Regions from separate parts of the Homo sapiens genome. Here region 2 is linked to region 1. Evidence: chromatin loops called from intact Hi-C (ENCODE). Cell type or tissue: Calu3. All regions are shown on one strand. Links, peaks and the distances in the headings refer to the core of each region. The heading gives the core; the rest is flanking DNA. Region 1 overlaps MYRIP (myosin VIIA and Rab interacting protein). Region 2 has its middle 70 kb from the start of MOBP.

Evidence for each region. A loop is a pair of places that touch in the nucleus more often than their neighbours do. Peaks named below come from ENCODE experiments on the same cell type or tissue, not always from the same donor. Only the 100,000 strongest peaks of a DNase experiment are listed, where the experiment ranks them.
Region 2: a loop joins it to region 1, with 5 times the contacts of the local background. A loop is called at or near these places in 2 of 110 quality-filtered maps.

What each region holds. Positions count from the first base shown.
Region 1 is chr3:40,113,975-40,119,367 of GRCh38, forward strand. All of the region lies in intron 3 of MYRIP (myosin VIIA and Rab interacting protein), which reads left to right. Among named protein-coding and RNA genes, the nearest start is that of EIF1B-AS1, 190 kb to the right of the region's middle. In Calu3, for the core only: no CTCF peak of the experiment used is centred there; a DNase peak (open chromatin) is centred at 3,057.
Region 2 is chr3:39,535,149-39,540,541 of GRCh38, forward strand. No RefSeq gene overlaps it. Among named protein-coding and RNA genes, the nearest start is that of MOBP, 70 kb to the left of the region's middle. In Calu3, for the core only: no CTCF peak of the experiment used is centred there; no DNase peak of the experiment used is centred there.

The sequences.
Region 1 (5,393 bases), core at 229-5,228:
CACCGCACTCAGCCAAGAATTTACTTTTATAATCTTAGCGTGGAGGCAGCCTTTCTAGGAAACACATAAAGCCCACAAAACTTAAAGGAAAAAATAATAATCATTTTGACACCATAAAACATAATTTTCTGCAACACAGAATATAGTCATGCACCACATAACAACATTTCAGTGAACAACATACTGCATATACAACAGTGGTACTATAACATTGTAATATATTTCTACTGTACCTTTTCTATGCCTGGATATGTTTAGGTACACAAATACTTACATTATGTACAGTTGCCTACAGTATTCAGTACAATTACGTGCTGTACAGGTTTGTAGCCTAGGAGCAATAGGCCATACCATGTAGCCTAAGTGTGAGGTAGGCTATGCCATCTTGGTTTGTGTGGGTACATTCTATGATGCTCTCACAATGACAAAATTGCCTAACAATACATTTCTTGTAATGTATCTTCATCATTAAGTGATAATGACTGTATACCATAGCTAACATCAAAAGACAAATTAGTAAAATAAAAGTGGGTGGCATTTACAATCTTACAAATATGGGCTAGCATGTTTGTCACAACAAAGTACTAGTTTTCTTATTAAGAATTTTCACAAATCAATGGCAACAAGCCAAGAAAGAAAAAAGGAGCAAAGTTCAGAGACAAGGAAGCCTTTGAAAAGATGTTTAACTTCTCTAATAAGTAAATGCAAATTAACAAAGTATTAAATTTTTTCAGATTAGCCAGTATCAAGAGCTTTGGTAGTTCAGTGTTAACAGGAAGGGGGAAGCAGTGCTTGAATGTGCTTTCAGTGGGATGTAAATCAATACAGCTCCCTGCTTGGGAAGACTATTTAGCAATGGCTGTCAAAATTACAAATGCATATGACCTTTGAGCTAATCATTTAATTTCTAGAAATATGTGATATAGAAATGCACACACGGGCCTAAAAATATTAATTGCAATATTGTTTGTAATAACAAAATATTAGGAAACTCTCCCAACTGTCTCTCATTTAGTAGCATGAATAAACTGATACATTTCCATAGTAGAATATTCTACAATGAGGGAAAAAAGAATGAAGTATTTCTGATATGAAATATCAATATCAGTATATCTGATATGAAATATCAATATGATAATATCTCCAAGCCCAAAAATTTGGGAAATATTCAAGAAAAAGTTGCTCCTAGTGTGAAATTGATCATCCAAGGAAGACAAATGTCTCATTCCTACTCTCTGTGTGTATATATTACATTATTAGTTTAAAAATAAAATTAGTATTTTAACTAAGTGTATTATTAGTTCTCATGCTGCTATGAAGAAATACCTGAGACTGGGTAATTTATAAAGAAAATAGGTTTAATTGGCTCACTGTTCCACATGGCTGGCAAGTCCTCAGGAAACTTAAAATCATGGTGGAAGGCACCTTTCACAGGGTGGCAGGAGAGAGAATAAGTGCAAGCCAAGGAAATGCCAGACGCTTACAAAACCATCAAATCTCATGAGAACTCACTCACTATCACAAGAACAGCATGCAGGAAACCACTCCCATGATTCAGTTATCTCCACCTGCTCCCACCTTTGACATGAGGGGATTATTACAATTCAAGGTGAGATTTGGGTGAGGATACAGAGCCAAACCACATCACTAAGGATCCAGAGTTAGAATCTAAGAACTGAGCTGAAATCAACCTTTAAAATATGGTATTTCTATTCTCTTAGTTTACAGAAGAGAAACCTGAGATTTACAAAGTCCAAGGTCACTCAAAAAGCTAGACTCAGGAACAAACTTGGAGATTCCCAGTCCCTGGTTCACAGTTCTTTTTTTTTTTTTTATGTGATGCTCTTTGTTGTAGAATTTATGTCACGATTTTATTATGGAGTATCAGTCTCTCCAAGTGGGCTTCCGTAAGAGATCACATATAAAACACCAAAACTAGGCTCTGAGGTCCACACCCTCCTGCCCGCTCACTCTGCCATGGAGACAGCTCATGCCACTGCAGGTAATGACAACTGCACAGCACGAGCAAGGTTGAGTAGAACAGGTATAGAAATTGGCATGGAGTGGTGAAGAGTCTGAATTCCCAAATGTCATTATAGAAGCCAGCTGCAGTGCTCCCTGGCTCACAGGTTCCCTGGGGCTGACTATCCTCCTGGGTCTCCAGCTGTCATCTTTTGCTTGATCCCTGGATGGGGGCACACTCACATCCCTGTGATGTGTTTTGCCCCTGATGCTGGTATCCCCTAGCACTTTACCTTTAGCCAGCTTTAGCCTAGCAGATGCATTCACACCTCCTCCATGAGTTGTGTAGACCTTAGGAAAGTAAGACGTGGTCTCAAGTTTCCCAAGGAACAACTTACATTGCCCCCCAACACACACACACCTAGCAGCATAAGACACATCTCTGATACTGCCATCTTCAGAAACTTCTAGATGGAAAACATCCCCCTACTGTAAGTAACTCCCTGCCATCCTATTTATGTATTTGTTTATCTCTCTTTCATTTTCCCTTGTCCCTGAGAGTAGAGTAAGGAAAGGGCTCATTGCTTTCAACACTTTATTTTCTCTGAATTCAGCAGTCTTCACCTCAGCACAGTTTAGTCTGGCCCAATTTTGATAGGCATGGGCCTGTCTCTTTGCATCTTTGTCTCAGGCTGGGAGGCACATTTTGAACCTGGAAGTTTAGAACACGGCGTCCTTTGTTTTTGACAGGCTGTTAAGGATATGCACAGGGCTAGAAAACTGAATAGAACATCCCTTGTGGATGCTGCAGGTTCTTAGCCACAAATTAATACACAAAAACGGTTTGGGGTGTATCCCAAAAACCGTTAAAATGACTTGTTTATGTGGAGAAGTTAAAGCATTTCTCTACAATCTCATAACATTATTGATTTTGCCATGAACCTCTTTTCTCATGAGTCATTCTAAGATATTTTTCAAGCAGTTTCCCTTCCATAGTTTCATAAGTTTGGAATGAGTGGAGGCCCAACCTCTGTGAATCGTTCTCTTGTGTGTTCTTTCCCTCCTGTCTCCGTCTCACAGTCTCACATGAGTGGCTGCACCCCCGGCTATAGCTTGTTTGCAGTTTGCTGCCAATATGACTGGAGCATCCGGTGAGGCCACATCTGCCTTTCAATCCCCCCGCCCTGATATTGTAAAATAAAAGTTTGTTATTTTGACATTTTTGTAGCTCACTGCACCACCCTTTGGTGGCCAGTTTAGAAAAATTTGATAATTAATGAAGATATCATACACCGGTTATGTAAAAGCAGGATAGGAGTAGCCACAAAGACCCTGGAGGCTGAAAATCAGGAACAGAACTGAGAGCCTTACAAAGTGTGATTTCATCAAAGCCATATGATAGCTACTGTGTTTATGTAAATTAATTTTACTACGTTGTGTCACAACCTCCCCCCTTTTAAAAAGCTCTTGCCCTCTGTAGCTTGAGGCAACCTTCTGCCCATCATTGATCCCTTCTTTCCAGGTTATTCCCATTTCTACATTCTTAGCTGTTACATTTTCAAATTGAAATATTTTATTCACTACTCATGTCCAGTGTCCTCACTTACCTTGGCATCATTTCTTCCCTCAAGAGTAATATTGGCACAACTAAGAAAATATCATCCATTATCATCAATACAGCATATTGATGTTCTGACGTAGTCCATCAGTGTAGAGGCAGAAGAGCAACAGCAGCCCTTAGGATGCGATGGACATAAAGGCAGCTTTATAGCCAGACCTCAGTTCCAATCTTAGCTCCATCTGGAAAAAATAAATAACTTTAGACTCTTACCCTCTACCTGACATTGAAATTAATTTACTTTAGAGCAAAGACTTCAGCATAAAAAATAAACCCAAATACAAAGAAGAAATCATGAGAGGCCTTACTATGGCCCCAAACCAGAAGCTCCATAAAAATAAAAACATCTCTACAGCACAAAAATCACCATTAACAAAGTCAAAAGCAAATGGCAGACTAGGGTAATTATTTGTAATTTAAATTGCAAAAACTAATTTTTCTAACATAGAAATACTCCTACAAATCCAAAACAAAAAGCCCAAAACCTAAAAATAAAGGGACAAGAAAAGTAAACAGAATTTTCAGAAAATGCAACACAAATGGCTCTTAAACAAATGAAACAATGCTTAGCCTCTCTCATAATATGATAAATGTAAATTAAAACTATAATGGCATACCAGTGTTCACCAATTGGATTAGCAAAGGTCAAAAAACTTGATAACACTGTATGTTGGCAGAGGCTAATATGTTGCCACAAGACTATAAATTGCGATAACTCAAATGGAAGGAAATTTTGCAATATCTGTGAAATTCCTGCTGCATGTATCTTTCAACCTTGCTATTTCATCTGTAGGAATTTATTTTGCAGATATATTTGCCTGTATGCAAAGGGACAGGTGTAAAGATCATTCCCTGAAGCACTGACGTAATAGCAGATTAGGAAACAATCTAGATGCTAATCAATAGGGCACAGGTTAAATTAATTATGGAATGGTCATAAAGTGAAAATGCCTGCATGCCCCTAAACAGGAATGAGGAAACTTTTTTTTTTCCCTGGGTTGAAGGTTTATTTATTTATTTATTTATTTATTTATTTATTTTTCTTTTCTTTTTTTTTAATTATTATACTTTAAGTTTTAGGGTACATGTGCACAACATGCAGGTTTGTTACGTATGCATACATGTGCCATGTTGGTGTGCTGCACCCATTAACTTGTCATTTACATTAGGTATATCTCCTAATGCTATCCCTCCCCCCTCCTCCCGCCCCACAACAGGCCCTGGGGTGTGATGTTCCCCTTCCTGTGTCCATGTGTTCTCATTCTTCAGTTCCCACCTATGAGTGAGAACGTGCGATAGTTTGCTGAGAATGATGGTTTCCAGCTTCATCCATGTCCCTACAAAGGACATGAACTCATCCTTTTTTATGGCTGCATAGTATTCCATGGTGTATATGTGCCACATTTTCTTAATCCACTCTATCATTGTTGGACATTTGGGTTGGTTCCAAGTCTTTGCTATTATGAATAATGCCGCAATAAACATACGTGTGCATGTGTCTTTATAGCAGCATGATTTATAATCCTCTGGGTATATACCCAGTAATGGGATGGCTGAGTCAAATGGTATTTCTAGTTCTAGATCCCTGAGGAATCGCCACACTGACTTCCACAATGGTTGAACTAGATTACAGTCCCACCAACAGTGTAAAAGTGTTCCTATTTCTCCACATCCTCTCCAGCACCTGTTGTTTCCTGACTTTTTAATGATTGCCATTCTAACTGGTGTGAGATGGTATCTCATTGTGGTTTTGATTTGCATTTCGGAATGAGGAAACTTTTTATTTACTGATAAGAAATATCTCCAGGATGTG
Region 2 (5,393 bases), core at 305-5,304, 580 kb before region 1:
AATATTTTTAGAAAAATATAATTTACCAAAACTGACTCCAGAATAATTAAGAACATAAACACATTATTTTAATAGAATAAATAAAGTCACCAAAGAGCTGCTTCTTTAAGAATTCAGTGAGGCATGATAGTTTGACCATATGATTCTACCAAACTTTTAAGGAGCAGTAAATTTCAATGTTCTGTAAACTGTTCTAGGGTTTGAAAGATAAAGAAGTCTCTCAAATATTATATCTGGAGATATAACATTAATGCTAAAACCTGACAGATCTTGCATAAAATAAAAAGTACATGCAAGTTTCTCCTATGAACAATCACACAAAATAATACGGATTAACAATCAGACTCCAGCTCCCACATTTTTATCTCCTGCTCAGATCTATTTCCTGGGCTTCAGAGAACCATAAATCCAACCATTCCACAGATATCGCCAGTCAATCTTCTTCCTAAACAGATGTCATCCCTTTTTCTTCAACCTTGTTCCTCTTGCATTTGCAAGCCAGAAATCTGCAATCCCCTCTCAATTCATACAGCTATTCAGTTGCTAAAGCCTCTTGTGTTCCACTTCCTCATCGGTTTCATCTTCTCCCTCACCTGTCTCTGCTCTAGAGCCTCATAATTGTACCCTGAATTTCTGCAGTGGACTTTTAATTGGTATTCCTAGCTGCCGTACTTCCTCTTCAATTCTTGCTACAAAAGGTTATCCAAGTGCTCTTTCCAAATTGCAGATGCAATCACACCTCTCCTCAGATTGAAATCCTTCATTTAGTCCCCAACCCATTTGGATAAAGTTCAAATCTTTTAGATTTAGCACACAAGGCCCTTCATGGCTGTACACCTTATTTCTCCAAACCCTTCTGTCAGTGCTATCCAAGGTGCCCTTTTATCCCAGTGATACTAAAACTACCTGTGATTCCCCAAATACATCATGTTCTTGGTTATCTCTGCAACTCAGTTCATGCTATTTCCTTCCTCATGGAGCAATTTCTTCATCCTTTTTGCTCATAAACCTAAAGTATATTTAAAAAGTTTATAACCCTGACATTTTAAATAAGTTTAAATAGTTGCAAAGACTATGATACAACATATTGTAAATACTGATATTTTAAAGTAAAACACTTATATCACTCTTCTATTGTGTTAAATGAAATCTAAATACCATATCAACTTTATAATTCATGAAAAATACATAGATAAGCTATTCTTTTTGTTTGTTTGTTTGTTTGTTTTGAGACGGAGTCTTGCTCTGTCGCCCAGGCTGGACAATCTCGGCTCACTGTGAGCTCTGCCTCCCAGGTTCATGCCATTCTCCTGCCTCAGCCTCCCAAGTAGCTGGGACTACAGGTGCCCGCCACCACACCTGGCTAATTTTTTTGTATTTTTAGTAGAGATGGGGTTTCACCATGTTAGCCAGGATGGTCTTGATCTCCTGACCTTGTGATCCGCCCGTCTTGGCCTCCCAAAGTGCTGGGATTACAGGCGTGAGCCACCGTGCCCGGCCCTAGATAAGCTATTCTTTAACAGTTAGAAATTTTATATCAGTTCCCTTTTCCTTTGGACTAATGTTTTCATTTCACTCCTTTCACATTTTTTTCTAATGTAATAAACTTACTGCTTTATGGTCTTTTATTCAGCATTCTATAATGCTTCTGTGCAAAACACATATTATACAAGATAAAATTTCAAAATTTCAAAATTTCTTGTGATTGAGTCATCATTATAATTATTAGTACTTTAACTTGATAAAACAACATAAATATACTGTATTTAAAACCTAGTTATTAAACATAAGTTCTAAAATTTTAAAAATCAGGACCATATATTTTCGTAAGATGAAAATAGCTCTTTTTTTCTATTACTACACATTTTTGTCAATAAATGCTAGTTAAACTCAGAACAAGACAGGACTAAGCATGAGTTTAATTTCTTTTCTTTCTGTTTTTTTTTTGAGATAGGGTTTTATTTTGTCACATAGGCTCACTGCAACCCCTAACTCCTGGGCTCAAGGGATCCTCCCCCTCAGCCTCCTGAGTAGCTAGGACTACAGGTGCATGTCACTATGTCTGGCTAATTTTTTTAAATTTTTTTTAAGAGACAGAGTCTTGCTGTGTTGCCCAGGCTGGCCTCAAATTCTTGGCCTTATGTGATCCTCCCTCCTTGGCCTCCCAGACCACAGGGATTACAGATGTGAGCCACTGAGCCTGGCTTTATCTTTTGTTTTTATATAGAAAAGCACTGATAAGTTTCATTCATATAAATAGATTTTAAAAAAGGAGTTTTCAAAAGACCATTGTTACTTGATTTTTTGAAAACTTGAATTACAAGCTAAAAGCTATATTTTGATCTATCAACCAAAATTATTTTTAAGGATCTAGTAGTAGTCAGTTCCATGAAATCCTCCTTTCATTTTATTAAAAGCAAAGAATGGAAAACCACCTGAGTTACAAAAAGTTTGTAGATTAGTAAACATTTACTTCCTTGCTCTCGTCCTGCAATCCCCTGTCAATGTAAAATATCAATGTATTTGTAATTTTACATTTACATTTGTAAATTTGTAAATGTAAAATTACAAATGTGAAATTACAAATACATTGATATTTTACATCATCTCTTGCTTGTGTTCTAGTTGATCAGAGTGGCAGGCTGGCTCTAAGATGGCCCCCAGTGATCCCCTCCTCCTAGTATTTATGCCCTTGTGCAGTTCCCTCCCTTAGGTGTGGGCTGGCTCATTGACTTGCTTCTCACCAACAGAATACAGCAAAAGTGAGAAGATGGACCATGATAAGGTTATGTAAGATCATGACTTATTTCTCTCTCTCTTTATTTCTCTCTGACAATTATCTTGTCATATTGGGGAGGCCTATGTGGCAAGGAACTGACCTTGCCTCCAACCAACAGTCACCAAGGTACTGAGATTCTTAGTCCAACAACACTTAAGAAGCTGAATCTTGCCAACAATCATGAAAGCAAGCTTGGAAATGGATTCTTTTTCAGTCAGTTCATCATATGAGGCCCCAGCTCACCCTGGAGAATATGGTGATTGCCACCTCATGGAAACTGAAGCCAAGGGCCTAGTTAAGCCATGCCTAGATTCCTGACCTGTAGGAATTGTAAGATAATAAATATGTGTTGTTTTAAGCTGCTAAATCTTGAGGTAATTTGTTTCACAGCAAAAGTAGACAACTAATACAGAAGGAAATGCAAATAATCAAATAAAAAATTAGTTATTAAAATAGGAAAGGAGGATAGAAAACTATCACTATTTCTAGATGATACTAGGAAAACCAATACTATCAACTGAAACCTATGTACTACCAACAATAAAAAGAGTTCAGAGTAAGATAGATGCAAAATTAATATACAGAAATCAATAGCTTTTAAGTTGACAAATAATTTCATATAAAATAAAATAAAAATATACACTATAAAACCATTTATAGTAGCAACAAAATAAAATGCCTACAAATAAATTTAAAATAAAAATAAAATAAAATGCCTACAAATAAATTTAACAAAAATTGTTTAAGAAGTATATGAAGAACATTTGAAAAGTACTCTTTTTGGGAACAAAAGAAGACCTGAACAAATGAAAAGATATATTTATTGATAGAAATATTGACATCATAAAGATGTAAATCCTACCTTTGTGAAGTTATTCCTTCTATTTGATTCCAATAATAGAGGTAAATATGCCTTAGCAAAATAAAATTGCTACATTTTATTTATGGTGGCAGTGTAAGTTGATACAGTCATTATTGAGAGATTTTGGCTATAACAATTAAAATTACAAATACATATGGATTCATCAACTGCACTTTGTATTCATCAGTTACATTTTTGGGAAATCTGTATGTACAAGATATTCATTACAAGATGTTTGAAATAGCAAAAGACTGAAAATAACCCAAATGTTCATCAATAGGAATCTGGTTAAATGAAGTACAAAAAAAAAAAAAAAAAGAAAAAGAAAATCTCCAGAAATAAATAAAATTAAAGCAAATATAAAACACCACAAAAGATAATTGTCAGCCAGGCACAGCGGCTCACGCCTGTAATCCCAGCACTTTGGGAGGCCAAGGCAGGTGGATCACAAGGTCAGGAGTTTGAGACCAGCCTGGCCAACATGGGGAAACCCTGTCTCTACAGGTGTAGTGGTGGATGCCTGTAATCCCAGCTATGAATGTGATTTCAAAAACAGTGAAATGTACTGACATTTGCTGATTACCATAACCTTAGTAGCCAAGTGTGATTTGGAAGAGAAATATTAGAAACTAAAAGATCCCTTAGTAAATGAACATTGAGGAGATATATATATATATATATACACACACATATATATACATATATATATACGCATATATATATATATATAAAATCTCCCAAAATAAAGCTAGATTTATTTACAGGTTGCAAATGAAATCATAAAAACTGAATATTATCTTACAAAGGCTTTCTTTTTTATATTATAAAGCAGGATTCTAAGAGCAACTACCCAAAGCCATAGACATCATTGCTGGGAGCATTCAGAACAAGTGAAGACCTAGAGCACACAAATGCGAAAGAAAACAGCCCTATCCTGCTCCTGCTGCTTGGAACATGTGTGATGTCCCTGTATCCCAGGGAGGATACGTAATCTTCTTCTTGGTATTCCAGCTATATGTGCAGCTCTTACACCATTCTCAGGTAGATGAAGTGAAGGGAACAGCTATTTAGGGTACTGAGATGATAGGATACCTCTAGTCCTAACCCTTCAGCTTATTTGGTTATTTCTGCAGATTATGTAGCATGAGGCTCCTAATCTACTTCCTATGGGCTGTGAACTTTCCATTTTTTTTTTTAATCAATAGTGGGCAACTTTCAGGGTGGTGCTGAGACTATGTGGGCTTTAGAAGCGAGAGGTTGAGGGACTGGTCTCAGCACCATCACTTTCAGCTGTGAGATGTTGAACACATCACTTAACTGATGTGACCCTCAGTTTCCTCTTCTGTGTAATGAAAACATTCTCTGCTCAAAAGGATGGTTTGAAGAATTAGAAGTAATGAATGTAAGATGCTTAGCACAGGCCCTGACATCTAGTAGGTACACAACAAATGATAACCAGATAATTATTTATGCATTCATTAATTTATATAACAATGTTTATAGAGCACCTGCTCTGTGGAAGGGCTTTGGAGGGCAAAGATTACTAAGATATGCCTCTTGACATATCTTACTAATATGAAATGACATTTAGTGATATGACTCAAGGGCATGAAGCTACTTTGTGGCATGACTGAAGTGCACACCTCCCCCCTTTCCCATTCCACCAGCTTTGGAATGGGAAAATTTCATTTTAGTTGGGGAAATATAACAACAGTTTCACACAGACTGTTGAGATCCAATCCCCTATTTGTA